Regions from separate parts of the Mus musculus genome. Here region 2 is linked to region 1. The links are chromatin loops, found by intact Hi-C in ENCODE. Cell type or tissue: heart. All regions are shown on one strand. Links, peaks and the distances in the headings refer to the core of each region. The heading gives the core; the rest is flanking DNA.

Evidence for each region. A loop is a pair of places that touch in the nucleus more often than their neighbours do. Peaks named below come from ENCODE experiments on the same cell type or tissue, not always from the same donor. Only the 100,000 strongest peaks of a DNase experiment are listed, where the experiment ranks them.
Region 2: a loop joins it to region 1, with 2.4 times the contacts of the local background. A loop is called at or near these places in 7 of 42 quality-filtered maps.

Annotation. Positions count from the first base shown.
Region 1 is chr8:36,359,515-36,367,853 of GRCm38, forward strand. No RefSeq gene overlaps it. Among named protein-coding and RNA genes, the nearest start is that of Trmt9b, 94 kb to the right of the region's middle. In heart, for the core only: a CTCF peak has its summit at 6,619 (motif pointing right); a DNase peak (open chromatin) is centred at 3,987.
Region 2 is chr8:36,433,302-36,441,640 of GRCm38, forward strand. No RefSeq gene overlaps it. Among named protein-coding and RNA genes, the nearest start is that of Trmt9b, 21 kb to the right of the region's middle. In heart, for the core only: a CTCF peak has its summit at 4,198 (motif pointing left); no DNase peak of the experiment used is centred there.

The sequences.
Region 1 (8,339 bases), core at 144-8,143:
CTATAGAAACAGAAGCAGATTAGTGGTTCTTGTGGGTTTAGGGGAAAGGAGATAGAGAGCAGATGCTTAATAATGGGCAGTGGGCTCCTTTTGGGAAGATTAGAGTAAAATAATAGAAGCATGGCTTGTATACCATTGTAAATACACTGTGTAGAATAATATACTTTACAAAGGTCAATTTGTGGTTGTGGTTGTTGTTGCTGCTGCTGCTGCTAGTGATGGTGGATTACAACAGAGTCTTGCTATTGTAGCCCAGCCTGGCTAGAACTCACTAGGAATCTCAGGATGCTCTTGAATTCAGGAAATCCCACGACCTCAACCTTCTGAGTGCTGAGATTATAGCCATGAGCCACAACTGGTTGAAATGGTTCGTCTTAAAATATATAACTTTCTCCTTGATACAAAAAAATTAAACACAAAATCACCGTAAAATTTAGATATTAGGTTATACATGAAAGCATTCCAAATAATTACTCATAACTTTTAGAAGTCTGACTCTATATCCCTTAGACGTTTGAATAAGCACTCTCCTCACTTCTATGGGGTAAGACCCCAGACAACTCCCGAGACCTTGACTAGTATAAAGCCCTACTTACACTCATTTCCTGTAGGACTGAAGATAGAGCCCAGGGCCTGGAACATGACAGGTTCTGTCACTGGTTTACATGGCCAGCTTCTAATTTTTCCCTTTTAATGTGTTGATACAAAGTTTCACGACACAGCTTTCTTGGGTTGACTTGGAATTTGCAATACAGACCAGGCTGGACTCTAACTTGCTCCGATCTCCCGGCCTTTGCCTCCCAGATGCTGGAATTAACAGGCGTGCAATGGCCACACGTAATTTTCACAACTTTTTATTTGTGTGTGTTGTGTGTGTGTGTGTGTGTGTGTGTAAGAGACAGAGAGACAGAAAAGCAGAAAGAGGGAGAAAGTTTCACTAAATTATTAACTTAGTAGCCTGGGTCCGGCACAGGATAAATATCCTGTGTCTGGTTATCTTGTCCTTAGATAGGCCTTCCTCCTACGTGTGCATTTAGAAAATTAATTTACCATTTAACTAAAAATATTACTTACTTAATTTAGCTTTTTAAATAAGCATGAAAGGTAGATGTTAAAGCTCATTTTAGCCACCAAGACTCTCAGAGCCAAAGAACACACTGCTTAACACCAGAAAGCCACGGAGTTGGATTAAATTTGGATCTCCATAATTTGAAGGTGTTTGAATTTTATTCTGTGCACCATGCCCTTTTATTAAGACTGTGCAGGGAACAAAATTTAAATCAAGCTTTCTCATGTGGTAGTTGATAGAGCTAAGTATCGCATGCTTTATAGCTCCATGTGTAGTGACATCAAACTCTAAGCTTTCAGTGGATCACAGTTGATGTATCGGCACCAGAAAAATTAGTAGAGGCCACAAGGAAAGCTCCTCAGAAAGCTAGCTGTTAACCACTGACAACCACACAACCAGTGCCTTCAAGTAACAGCTATTTCTTCTTCATTCCTGGTTCATGCACTTTATAATTGGTTACATTGGATTTTTTTATTATTTTATTTTTAAAATTGGTCTATCTATCTATTTATCTATCTATCGTGTATCTGTGTATCTATGTGCCCGTGTATCTGTGGTGTTTTTTCTTTGGGTAGCCCTCAAGGTCCTTGGAACTCACTCCATAGACTAGGTTGGCCTTGAAATCACAGAGATGGGCCTGCCTCTGTCTCCTGAGTGCTGGGATTAAAGGGATTAAAGGCACACACCATCACTGCCAGGCTTTAGTTATATAATCTTATAGGCCTCACATCAATAAATTCTATCCACATAGGCAATTGACCACATCAGCGAGCAAGTACTTTTATCTTTCTCTCAATATACTGGAGGACAGAATTTCATTTTAAAGGGCCCTGAGAGGGGGAGAAAGTTATTAAACCAACCAGCAGGGGGAGCCCAACTTCCAAACGTGGGCACTAGGTAGTGCTCTGACATTCAGCTAGATTCAAAAGCTAAAAATACAGTATTCATCAGAAACTCAAACATACACTAGAAATAAAGAGTATTCAAAGACAGTTATGTGTTCAGGATCTACATTGCCCAAAATCCTGGAAGTAAAGACTTACCTTGATATATTCTAGAAGAAACATTAAGCAAAGAACTAAGAATTTTAGAAGGTAGGATCTTAGCTTCTTAAAAGAAAATCAAATGTACCATGCATTTTATATTCTCTGATAGAGGATTTTTATAATACATAAAGTGTAATTTTCAGAAAACCCATTCGCATGTTCAGGGTTCTTTAAATCCCACCTAAAGAATATATGAATGTAATAAAAGTATAATTTAAAATTCATTCGGTAAGAAAGTTGGCAAGGTTATTTTAGATTTTATCTGAAAATGCAAAGTAGTAGGAAGGAATTTAAAATGCAAACGAAACTGAAATGATTTTTATAAGAGGGAAGTTGAACTTTCCGATTTCTGTATCACATTCCATGCCAGCATCGTTTGCACAGTGACATAGGTGCTAAAATATGCAGACCCAAAGAATCGACTAGGCTGAGCAGACCTTAGGAGGTGGGATTCGATTAGCATGACTTACCGCGCTGTGGGGCAAACTGTGACTTGTTCAGTCAATGTGACAGGCTCATGATTTGGGGAAGGAAATTATATACTTCTTCCCTGCTCTAAAATAAAGCCCAGATGGAATACACATTTAAATGCAGTACCAACACTTGTTAAATATATTAAATGCAATACATCATTTCTATGATCATATATACGTACATATACATTTCTCCATGTAAACAAGTGGATGCTACCTATATGACCAACAGCCTCCCATTGGTGTGTAACAACAGCCTCCCATTGGTGTGTAACACCTCTGTGGGTTTGTGTAATCACCCTACCCTTATTTCCCATCCACAGTCTCTCCTGCCTACAGGATGCCTCCCATTCACAATAGACACGTCTACTCTAGTGGGGAAACTACTTTTCTGTAGAGAAGAGGGCTGTTGGCCACTGTGAGCAGAGCAGTGTGGGAGAAAACAGCCTCTTTTGCTCTGTTTCCAGGGGGAAACGTCAATGATTCGTACTTTCATTCCTGTTCATAATTGTGAAAATAATTAACATTCACAGATGTACAGAAAATAGTATTATCAAACTCTTCCAGCCGTTATCTTGTGGCAGCATTGTTTTGTTGTGCATACTCTCTAATGTCCTCCAAAGACCCATGGTTTGCATATTTAGTCCCCAAGAAGGTACTATTAGGTGGAGAACTCTTAAAAAAAAAACGGAACCTAAGGAAGGTATCCTTAGGTCATTGGGAGACCACTCTACAGGGGATCACAGAACCCTGACTCTCTTCTCACTCTGCCTTCATGTAATAAGCGGAGCAGCTGTGTCCCATGCTCCCTACCACTGTCACGGGAATTCTCACTGGAAACCCGGAAACAGCTAGTCTGCCTGATTAGACCCCCTAAAACTCTGAGGCAGCATAGACCTTTTCCTGTCTAAGATGAATACCTTGTGCATTATTACAGTGGTAGAAAGCTAACGAACACACCTGCTCAGTCTATTCTGAACAATTCTTATATCGACTCAAATATCAGAATCCTAATTATTTCACTCATAAATAGTTCAGAATCACGCAGCTAGCTGAACACCTAAAAGTCACACATTGCAGTTGTCTAATGTTAAATGCACAGGCGGCATTTGAAGCGCCCCATTATGAAATAAATGCTTCTGTTGCTATCGTCAACCTAAAGTAACAAATGAAGGAAGATTCACCCAAAACAATAAAGCTATCATTTCCGGGAGTTGTGTGCCATAATAAACGATGTACAGAGTTAGGGATACAAAGAGAGACGAGGGCTTTTAAGGCAAAATGGAAAGGCTTACATAAGTTGTTTTGAAGCAATTACCCTTGGTAAGGAGGATCAATAACAATAGTGGCATCAGTCCAAGGTTAAGCAGGCAGTTGCTGGGCAGATTTCCTCGCGTCAGTGTTTTCTGGGCAAGGTTATGGTGGCCTTTTGTGCAAGCGAATGGTTCTGCCAGAGTTCAATGTGCGAGTTCCTGCCCTCAGACATATGGGCCCGCGATTTCTCATCTAGAACTTGTTGGCTTTATTTTTAAATATTTGTAGAGCTCCCCACAAGCAACTTCTGACAAGCATTCACACTGTTCAAATCAGACTCCTGCGTACGCAGATGTCTCATCGGTTTGCTCTTAGGGACAAGTCTGTATGTTCACTACTCCCAGTGACCTCTGGGTACCATACTGTGTTTGCCATACATTATCTTTCAGAAGACTGGATCTTTGTTCCAGAAAATGTGTGTTTGGGGTGGGGTGGGGGTGCTAAATAAAACAGATAACAGTCAATGTGACCAATATAGCCAACACTTTTTGTTGCATAGCGTTTAGTTTTTAAAGGACTCCATCAGCTTGGGCATCGAACACAGAAATGCCCTCTCCAGGCAGTCTCTAACCAGCCTGGCACTTTTGTGAGCTCAACACTCCCACGCAGTGGCTAATTGCTAAGAACCTGACACTCCCCAACCCCCCAAAACTTCTCCCACTTATTTCTCAGACTATTTAGAGATTCTCCTCTTATGGGTTCCAGAAAGGACTTCTCTGAGTCTCCCCCTCAATTTGCCAACCTGGACCCCTTGCTGCCAACCCTCATGTGATGACCTCATCAATCTTCATCTTTCTGGTGGGGATCCTGCCTCCGTGACTGGCTGCCTCTTTAATGCTACCCCACCCAGGGGCCACTTTGATATGGACTCCAGCTGCCAGGATGAAGTGGTTGCTTGTCTGATCGTGGGTCTGCTCTTCCTAGGTGGAAGTTGATCTTGTCACACAGGCTGAAGCACAGCCAACCCATCAGATATCTTAATTGATCCCCACTTATCGGCCACGTGCTGCTATTGTGAACTAAGCGTTCTCTACATGAGCCTTCTCTCTCTGTGATATCTAGGTCAGGTGGTCCCTGTGGTCTATGCATTTTCAGGCACATTTCTGTTTCTCTATGTTGGTTTTTTTTTTTTTTTTTAGTAAGTATCCGACGCAGCCTTACTTCCAGATTGCCTTTATTTATGGAATGATATTACCATGTGCTGTGACTCACTGATTCAATATTAGGTACTTTCTGAAAAAGCTGGCAGGTATAAAATACTGAGTTATTTCGTGGGAAGTGAGAAGACGTGTTCAAGACAAATTTTAGTTGCGTGTCATCCAGGAGCTGGCCCAGGAGTTAATGCAAACTGGAAAGTCAGCTTTGATTCAGATCCAGCTGCCTCTGGTGGCAGGCTATTAAAAGTTTGTAAGCTTCTTTTAAAGTTAAGCTCCTGGCACATTTGTCTCTAGAATGGAGCTGGTGAAGTTTGCAATGGGATTCACTGCAATTTGACAGCATTCAGAAGAACTCATTCATCTCAGAGTCCCCACAAAGGATTCTACATTGTGTGTGTCTTCCTTACTTGGTATGATTGTTCAGCCTAGCATTTTTTTTTGCAGAGAGAAAGATTTGTCTCGTAGGTCTTAAACAGATGGCAGGCTGCATGAGAAATCAGATTCATTGTTTCAGTTGTGGAAAATCCACTAAGAAAATCCAATGCATTCTGTCAAAGACTCGGTCCTGGAACTGACAGTATGCATTTCCTAAGGCATCATGAACATTTTGGTCCACTTTCTGTTTGAGATTAGTATCAGGAAAGTGATACTGAACTCTGCTATCAAGAATAGTTCATAACCTCAGGGCCATTCAGAACTACATGTTATGTAACATAACCACTCATGTATGTAATAGAGGTCAAGATATCATCTCATACATTGTTCTATTAACTCTGTGTGTGTGTGTACGTGTACGTGTACGTGTGTTGGGGCACATTTGCTTTTACACCTAACATACAAAATGAACTAGTCATTAAGTAAATGTTACCCCAAATCAAGGGAGCAGAGTACATGCATTTCAGTTGTGCTTTCACACACACACATGTGCATTCATGTATGTGCAGGTACATGTGTGTACATGTGGAGACCAGAAGTCAAGCCTCAGGAGGCACTGCTTCGTTTATTTGAGAGATAGTCTCTTACCGGGACCTGGGGCTAGCTGTGCTAGGTTGGCTTGCCAGCAAGACCCAGCAATCCTCCTGTCTCTGCCTGCCTCGTGCCGGGGTTGTCAGTATACAACCATCCCACCTAACTTTTCAAGTGGGTTCTGAACATCAAATTCATTCTCTCATGCCCACCAACTGAGCTTTTAGCTATCTCCTCAGGATTTCTATTAACTGAGTTTTCAGCACGCCAACCATATAAAATATAGGCCCTGGAAGGAACTCACTTGTGTGAATTTTGTTCCTATGAGACTTCTGTATGTCCATTAAATCAATACTTCCCCAAAAGTGCGCCTTAGCAACAGTCCTGGAGGATACTACTCCCTATTACAAGGAAATACATGTGAGGTTAAATAATTTCAGCATAAGACCCGCCCAAGATCAAGCCAGTCATCATTCCACCGTGAAGGGGGTGGGCTCAGAACCCCCACCCCTAACTATAGACAGCTTGGCTTCTGGGGAAACATCATTTTCTTTAAGGATGAGGTCTCTGGAAGGTCAACCATGCTCCAGTAGGTGGCCCCACAGCCATGTGTATATGGGTAACACAAACCAGACAAAGTGGACAACATGCAGTTGGGAGGGGGTTAAGAAATGGGGTGTAGATATGGGAGGAGTTAGGGGAACTGGGGAGTGAATTAAAGTACATTCTATGCATGTGTGACATTCCCAAAGAATTAATAAAGTATATTCAACATATTTTCACCCAAACTGGATTATTAGGTAAGCGCCGTTGTAGATTTTCTTTGTTTTTGTTCTTCTTTTTAAAAACAAAACAAAACAAAACAAAACAAATGCTGGCCACCTGCGATTGTAAGGTCTCAGAAAGTACAACTGTCCGGAAATGAGCTCACACTAGACTATAGAATAATTTCTGGTGGTTAGATAAAAGCCAGCATCCCTATGGGACTTGCAAACTAGGTTTTCTGACCCCGGAAGGAGTCATTTCCCTTGCCCCTGGCAGAAGGGACATGTGGCTTCATTGACCAGCACCTGTAAAGTCTGTGCAGCCACCACGCTCCTCAGTCCCAGTAAGTCCAGTATTCTTAAGAACCAGTTATACATTTCAGAGCCCCGTACCAGCATCCTGGGCTTTCTGATCTTTCCAGGTTCTCCTCCTCTCAGATGCTGTTTGTTCTCTACATGGCAGCCAGGTGTTCCCCTTTGCCCTGTTATCCCACTGCTCTTGTTAGCCCTTTTCTTGCTCTCTACTCTCCATCTCTTGCAACCCCCACCATTCTCCCCTGCTCTCCTCCCTCCCTAGCATCACCCATGTCTAGTCTACTGTTTTATTCTGCTCTGGAGTCTTCTAGACTCCTCTGGATACCTTCTTCCTCTTATTCACTACAAACCCCCTTCCCATTAACCATACCACAGAAGAACCGTTTCAGTGGTTTCTTTCCTGAGCCCACTCACATACAGTGAGCTTTCTGGACAGCTCCAGAGTGCAGGTTTTCCCATCTCACATGCATGTGGAGTGCAGTGTCCTATCATCATGTAAAATCAGCAGTCTATGAGGGTGATATTCAGTCATCCCACATGCAATACCAAGGGAAGGAAACAGATGGGAGACCTTAAACCACACTGCAGCCATGGGACAACTCAAATCCACAGAACAACTGTTTTGTGCTCATGGGACTCTTGTTATTGAAAGGAAACTGTTGAAAATATTTTCAGGTTAGGACCATAGTTCTTCCATGTTTCACTTACTAAGAGTGTTTTAGGAGCCATGTGTATGCATAGTCTAAGTCTTATGGGTGTTACAGAGCATAAAATTATTCATCCAGTTTTATTTATTAAACCTTGACTCTGTAGCCTGGATCAAAAAGAAGTGTATTTATTTCCCAGCCAATCTTACAAGCATGATTAAGTAAATGTAAGAAGCTCTCCCCTCCTCACCCCACTCTCGTGCCAAGGTAGACAAAGCTAGGAAAGAGATTCAACAGTTCACAGGGGCCTAGAGAGGAGGAAGGCTATGGTTAGGTGGAGACTGGTTAGTGAGACAGAAGTTGGGGCTGAGTTTTAACTACCGTCTCAAGATGTTTGTGATCAGCTGTTGTCCCTGTCTAAGGTGTGTGCGTGGCATTACATGCAAGTCATAAAAGCAAGATGAAGGTTGGGTAATGACAGAGTTTGAGACAATACTGGGTGTCTTAGTCAGGGTTTCTATTCCTGCACAAACATCATGACCAAGAAGCAAGTTGGGGAGGAAAGGGTTTATTTTTTTATTTTTTTAT
Region 2 (8,339 bases), core at 77-8,076, 74 kb after region 1:
AACCACTGAGCATCTTCCACATTTTAAAGCTGGAGGCTTTGCAGCTGTTTCTATCCCCTAACGCAATCACTTCTACCAGCTCCTACTTTCTCAGTGCTGCTGGCCGTTAATTTCAGAACTTAAAATAACATGTCCACGTATTGATTTGCCGGGCTGAAAAATTGAATGTCTACATGAGAGAAGAGGAATTAAATGCATTTAGACCAGCTTCCACAAGCCCTTGCTGCATTCATTCGAAACTGTATTCCATGGAAACATCAACATGATTATAGAGAAAAAAACCCACTGGTACAGGAGAGATCACAGATTCCCAGAGCTGAGGGGCTAGCTAGCTTTACTTAGACATTTTGCATGAACTAAATTCTCACTGGAAAAAAAGAAAAGAAAAGAAAAGAAAAGGAAAGGAAAGGAAAGGAAAGGAAAGGAAAGGAAAGGAAAGGAAAGGAAAGGAAAGGAAAGGAAAGGAAAGGGAAGAAAAGAAAAGAAAAGAAAAGAAAAGAAAAGAAAAGAAAAGAAAAGAAAAGAAAAGAAGAAAAGAAAAGAAAAGAGAAAAAAGAAAAAGAAAAAGAAAACCCAGGCAGGTAGAATTTTTGGACTTGGGGGTTTTCCGTGGCGAGGTTCCCCTTTCTGTGGTCACTCCTCACTGCCGCTGATGGAGCCAAGCTTTCACCCTCCTCAAAAGCCAGGCCACCCTTTCTGAGGCGTTCCAACCTGGATTGGCTGGTCGCAAACATGATTTTCTCTTAATTATTGTTATTGTATCAGCTAGGGCCTTTCTTTACCTTTCTGTACCATCTTCTTCGGTCACAGAGAATATGAAGAAATAGGATAAGATGTCCTGTAAGTCCTTTATGTTGTCCTTACCAGTGTTCACCTGGGAGAGCGACCTGATTTTGTAGATCTGCTCCTAATGAACTGAAAACTCCAAATCCTACTGAATGGTCCCCTCTCGCCAGGAGATGACTCTTGCCTAGTAAAAGAACCTCCCTCTTGGTGAGGAAAGATCTTTAGCCCTATGCCTATTGCTGTGATTAGATTTACAAATGAATGATTGCATCAAAGGGATTACAAATCTTTTCAATTCTCTTGACTTAATCTCATCTATGAACTTAATAGACATCTCAGTCAGAGGATTCAACCAGGGCCACTATGTCATTTGCTAATGAAAAAATTGCATCAGAATAGCAAGAAGGCTGGGACGGAGCTGTGAGCAGAAGGCTCCCAAAGCAGCAGCAGAAGACAGCCCCCTTACATGTCCCTCTTAAAGGAAGGAAGTGGGGAAGAACAGGAGATGGGGGAAGAAGGACATCGCTGAGTCCTGAATCCAGGAAGTTGCTTGGCCTTGTAATGAGGGATAAATACAATTATAGCCAAGTGATGCTGGTCCACTCTTTAGTGTGGACTGTAATGTGTCCTATGCCATTGCTTTTGTCTCTTGGCTATTTAAAGTCCCTAGATGCTAGTGTTTGCACCCCGCTGGAGTTAAGTTTGTTTGTAGATCACCTTGACTGGGCTGAGAGTTTTCTTGCTAATGGTCAAACTGTGCCCCCCAGAGCTAAGACCTGTGGCCCCAGAGAGGAGCATTTTAATTCAGATAAGCTGCTGTTTAGGTAGCCAGAGAGACTGCCTTGATTAGAATGTAGTATGTATACTCTGAAGACAGCTTTCTCCTGAGAAGGCATAGAGAACTTTAGAGCTGTGTGGCCTGTGGATTCTTTTACAAAGACTCACAGTTTGCTTCGTCAGACACTAAAGCCTAAACGTGGACTCTCATCTCAAAGAATGACAGAAACCCTTCCGGGGGCTCCAGCATCCACATGTGCAGAGTACTCAGTTTCTTCTTTTTAAAAAAGCACGTGTGCGTGTTCATGTTTGTGTAGCTATACATGTGTGTTCAGGTACATGTGTGTACTGTGCAGATGCACATCTTTTGAAGCGTTCTCCCCCCCCCCCCCATTGAACTTGAAGCTGAGAGTTTTCTTGCTAATGGTCAATCTTTAGGCTAGCTTGGCTGGTTAGTGAGGTCCAGGGACCCTCCTGTCTCTGCCTTCCCAGTGCTGGGATTGCAGGCATGTACCACCAGGTCTGGTATTTTGGGATAGGTTCTGGATACTCCACTCAGGCCCTCCTACTTGCAAGGCAAACGCTTTACTGCCTGAACTATTCTCTCAGCTTCTTAATTTCTTCATTGGGTATTTAAGTACCTAATGAGGATTTTTCTCCACTACAGAGAAGGGCGTTATGATGAGCATCAAGGAACCTGGGAAACCAAACAAGGCAGAAGTCTGGGGAGGGAGGGGGAGAGAGAGAGAGAGAGAGAGAGAGCGAGCTCCGATACATCACACGTCTAGGGTAATTGCTGGTGGACAGAGAGATGTTCATGATGACAACTGAATGTGACTTGAAAATTTCTTCTTGGAGCCATACTCTATAGCTGGAGCTTTAGAGTGTCACCCCAGTACTTGGTTGTTAAAGGCATCTCTCCCAGATGGGAGGGCACAGGGAGAAGATGGAGCAGCAAGGTTAATTTGTAAATGCATTCCAGTGTCTGGTGCCTTGTGCCAAGCCCTGCCAAGCCCTGCCAAGCCCTGCCAAGCTCTTGAATCAACAGTTAAGTGCCATCTCTGCTGGCAGGGAAGTGGTGCATGTGTCATAAATTAAAAGCGGAGGGATAAGGACCCGACAGAAGGGTTGGATGCTGTGGCTGAATCGCTCCAGTGATTCTGCTTCCATTCCATGGTCTTAAACAGATGAGACAAACGCATCTCCGCCTGCATCTCACTCGACAGAGGCCTCACTCTGAAATTCCTGGAACCATACACTAATAGACTTAAGAATCTCACTGCTGTCAGGTTGGAAGGCTCCTGGAACATTGAATTTAAGCTAGAACATTAAATTCAAGTCCCTTCGGTCCTCTAGCTATTAGATGGGAACTGATTATGAAAAGGAAGAGAAATATATATCATCTTTTAAAGTCTTCCCATGTGCATATTCCCTTCGCTTCAGCTCCCACGGTGACCAGCATATAAGAAATAAAAGCCCGTGTATGAGGTTTTATGGACTCATTCAAACTGAGTAGGGAGAGAACAGAGTAGTGGAATGGGGAGACCCTTTCCTTGGGAAGGACCTCAGACTCCGACTGTGAACAGTCTGCTTTCCATGTTTGTCTTTAACACACACACACAGACACACACAAATATATATATATATAAAACGGGCTGGAGAGATGGCTCGTGGTTAAATGTTCTGCCTGGTCTTCCAGAGGGTCCAGAATGGATTCCCACCAGTCACATAGCAGCTCACTGCCCTCTGTAACTCCAGATCCAGGGGATCCAATGCCCCTCTGACTTCTGAGGACACCAGGCATGCGTGTGACATGCAGACATACATTTGAACAAAGCACTCATACACATAAAAATAAAACTAAATGAATCTCTTTTATAAAAAGATGTATTTTATTGATATGAGTGCAGTGCCACTGTCTTCAGACACACACCAGAAGAGGGCATCAGATCCCATTACAGATGGTTGTGAGCCACCATGTGGTTGCCGGGAATTGAACTCAGGACCTCTGGAATAGCAGTCAATGCTCTTAACCACTGAGTCACCTCTCCAGCCCCTAAACAAATCTTTAGAATGTAAAAGCTTAAGTCACAAGAATTGCTACCTGAAGGGGAGGTCCCTAGGCATTACTGGGTATCACACACATCACAAATGACATCATCTCTAATCATCGAAACAACCACGGAGAAGAATGGTTTCATAGACTTGTTACAGGATAGAAGTGAACCAGCTTGTCCTCTCAAACCAATCCGATGTTACCCAGAGACTAAATTCTGAATGCCTATGAGCCTGATGTTTGCCGACTTCCATTGGGAAGAAGTGAAGTGTATACTGGGAACGCCTGGATAGGTAGCTCTGCTTAGGGAAGGCAGAGACAAACGGGACAGGAACAGAGATAAAAAAATAAATAAAAAGCCGTGCGTAGCATCATCTCAGCAAAGAAAAAGAAATCAGAGGTTCAGCCCACAGAATAGACCCCCAAAGGGAAAAGAAACACTTATAAGGAGCTGAAGAGATGGCTCAGCAGTTAAAAGAACTGACTTTTCCACAGGATAGGGTGCAATTCTCAGTACTCTAACGAGAGTTTGCAACTGCCTATAACTCCAGTTGCAGGGGATCTGTCGCCCTCTTCTGGTATCCCTGGGTATTGCATGCGTGGGATACACAGACATACACGCAGATAAAACACCCAAATAGGAAGGCAAGGTTAGAGCACAAGGCTGAACAAGGAGGCCGGGTTTGTAGTATACAGCTGGATGAAGGGGACAGGTTTAGCTAATCCCAGTAGGAGCAGTTTCTGTAGGGGAACAGTCTTCAGGCCACAAACATCAGGGAAGGGATTAGGCTATGGTGAACATTTTTTTTTTCACACAGTATCAACACTCACATAAAAGAAAAATAAACAAATCTTTACAAAAATGTTTATTGGATTTAAAACATAACACACTTGCCAAATGTTTGTGCCATAAACCATCTTGATCCACCCACTCACTCCCAGAAAAACCTTAGTTCAATAAAATTCATAATGGATTAGCTTTATGAAAAGGGGCTCTCAGTTCAAAGGGGGGCTTCTAGCTGTCAAGGCCAGAGATTTGAGGGGCTTGAATTTTTGGATTCTGTAGAAGTGAGGATCTTAGAGTCTCAGAGTTTAGGAACATGCATAAGACAGCCAATGATAGGATTATACCTTCTTCCTGACAGCACTGAGCTCAATAGAGTTCACACATCCAAGAAATAAACAAGAAGAGAAAGAATAACTACAGGCAGCATGAGCTATTAACAGCAATACAAGAGCTGTTACCAAAGCAAGACCCTCATCGAGCGGGGGATACATGGGGGAAAATGTATTTTTAAGGAATCTATATATGCCCACAGGACAATAGGCACATTCCTGAGTGTGCTTGACTTCACATATACACAACTGAGTGTGCTCAGCTTAAGGTCTTTAAGAAGGAAAGACAGCCTAACAGATCGCTTGACATGCTCAGCTCGCTGGGTAGATGACAGTCTGACATACTTCTGGGCCCACTGAGCTTCTTTCCCCATAAAGGTTTTAGCTATGTGTCTTAGTCAGGGTTTCTACTACTGGACAAAACATCATGACCAAGAAGCAGTTGTGGAGGAAAGGGTTTATTCAGCTTACACTTCCATATTGCTGTTCATCACTAAGGAAGTCAGAACTGGAACTCAAGCAGGTCAGGGAGCAGGAGCTGATGCAGAAGCCATGGAGGGATGTTACTTACTGGCTTGCTTCCTCTGGCTTGCTCAGCCTGCTCTCTTATAGAACCAAGACTACCAGCCCAGAGATGGTCCCACCCACAAGGGGCCTTTCCCCCTTGATCACTAATTGAAAAAATACCCCACAGCTGGATCTCATGGAGGCACTTCCCCAACTGAAGCTCCTTTCTCTGTGATAACCCCAGCCTGTGTCAAGTTGACACATAAAACCAGCCAGTACACTATGGCTTTAGAAAAGGATGCTTTGAGAGTGGACTAATATATGAGTTTCTTCTTAAGGAAGCCCACGTCAGCTGATAACACAGCTGGTCCACAATGGAGCTGTTCTAGTCTTTTCCCACAATCACTCATCTTGGACTGGTCCTTTCTTACACCCCTCACCGAATGATTCTTCATGCTGTGGCCTCTTTTGCTGCCATCAGTCATAAACCCGACGTCCTCAGTCACTTGCTGGTGTTTTTCTTGACTCTTTATCCCGAGGGCTTTTGCTACCTGAGTTGTCTAGGGTGGTGAGAAAATGAAGAGAAGACTGACAGATGGGCGCACATACGAAAAGCTGGGATCAAGTGATCTGAGCTCTGAAGATGGAGAGCCCTCAACACATTGGAAGTTCAGCAGTGTTTATTATAGAGAGTTGAACAGGGAGGCGGGGGTATCATCTACAGCTGGACAAGGATGTAGGCTTATTACCTAAGGAGGCAGGGTTTGGGGTGTACAGCTGGGTCAGGAGGACAGGTTTAGCTTATCGCAGTCTGTAGAGAAACAGTCTTTACAATACAAACAGCAGGGGTGGAGGTAGGAGACCATATGGACATTCTCTTCACACCCTCAACACAAACTCCGTCCCCTGAGGGAGCCTCTGCTCTGGGACCCTTGACATGACCGTTGCCATATCAACAGCACGATGCACTGATGTCACAACTCAGTCTTCCTCTGCTCCCCACAGGTCTGATGTCTCAATTTGACGATGCCTACATCACTGCCTGGGGCTCTTGGAATCATCTCCCTATTTCAAATCTACAGGCATTAGTTTTGTTCCCTCCCGCCCCCATCCCCTTCTTTCTCTTTCCCACTGTAGAAGGTAAGGGGATGGTGAGACGTGGTCAGATTCAGGGTACAGTGAGAGTGAGAAGAGTCAGAGGTGAGTGCCCTTTCATTCCCTCCCCTCCCTGTCCCTCCCCCCTTCTCCTCTCCCTTCTACTCCCTTTCCCTCCCCTTGCTTCTCCCCCCTCCTCTCCCCTCCGCTCTTTCCCCTCTTCTCTACTTCCCTACGGATAGTCTCATCTGTGCTCTCTGTATTTACTTGGCTTTTCTTCGCAGCACATATAAGATATGGAATGCGGCTTATCTGTTTAAATGTTGATCATCTTATTTAAAAATAAGCTTTACAGCTTGGTTTCATTATACTTAGGACCAAGAACAACAGTGTTTGGCACAGGCGCTCGATCTATATTTGTCAATAATCTGGCTACTCAGTCCAGCAAGGTGATTCAAAATGACTGCTAAAAAAAAAAAAAATGTCGGTACCAGCAGTAGAGGAAATATAGCTGGGTTCCACAGTTCCCTGTTCTCAATCCTGACCTCCAAAAGCTCTGCTAAGTCATAGGTTAATAACTCACCAGCTTCCCCACCCCCGATATTTTGCTTGGCAAGTAACTCTTAAATTCATCTCAATGCAGTATGAATACATTCCAAATTTGAGTAACTTTGTTTTGGCTAATTTATTTTTTTACTTAAAATAAAAAAAAACAGTGTATGAAAATTCTTGGTATTCAAAGTTGTGTGTTTTGTAGATATTTTCTTTAAAATAGGTTTAAAAAAATAGCTCATTTTCCAATGGGAAAACTGACAGTTTTATTTGCTGATGGTAAAATTCAAGCTTAAAAGTGAAACGTAAGTTTCTGCATTTTCTGATGTCATCGGTGACTGTTGTCGAGTGTGGGTGGGGTCTTGAGTCTGTTTAACAGTTCTGCTCATGCATGGAAGATCACCATAGCTCAGTGAGCAGCCTCATGCCAAAGATCCAGTGTGTCATGTTACCAAATAAGTGGATTCACTCTTGGAATCCTGTACTCAGACTGAGGCAGAAGGATTGCGAGATTGGGACCAGTCTGGGCTGGCTGCCAAATTTTACTGATAAATTTTCAGATTTGACGTTTTATTGAATCTCTGGGAGATTATTGTTCCTTCCAAGTGCCAGCATATATGTATATGTGTGCAGTGTGGTATATGCAGTGTCTAGAGGGAGTGGGGAGGCTAGGACAGAGAAAGTACCCAGGGAGCTGAAGGGGACTGAAGCCCCATAGGAGGAACATTAATATGAACTAACCAGTACCCCCAGAGCTCCTTGGAACTAAACCTCCAATCAAAGAAAACACATGGTGGAACTTGTGTCTCTAGCTGCATATGTAACAGAGGATGGCCTAGTCGGTCATCAATGGGATGAGAGGCCCTTGATCCTGTGAAGGCTTGATGCCCCAGTATAGGGGAATGTCAGGGCCAGGAATGGGAGTGGGAGGGCTGGGGAGCAGGGGGAGAGGGGGATAGGGGATTTTCAGAGGGGAAACCAGGAAAGGGGATAACATTTGAAATGTAAATAAAGAAAATACCTAATTAAAAAAAATTCCCTATCAAATTTGCTTCTAGAAGCAGAGAATAGTAGGGTCAGAATGAATTGTAAATATTTACATTTTTCTGTGTCTCTTTCTTGGTGTTTGAAATTACAAAATAATAATAATAATAATAATAATAATAATAATAAGCTCAAAAGCATCATTTTCCTTATAGGAAAATGATGTCATTTGGACCCTAATATATTTTTATATTTTGGGAAATGATTTGACGTTATCTGTAATAACTAAGGGGAGCATATTCTTTTTCGGTTGGTAGGCTGGCTTCCTGTTTGCTCCTGTGTCGCACAGAGGCTTACTATGTGGCACATACAGAAGCGCACTGCGTTACCTTCTGACTCCTCTGCTTCCTAGCTCCTCCTCCCAAATGCTGGGATTAAAGATGTACGCCCCATACTTGCTGATGCT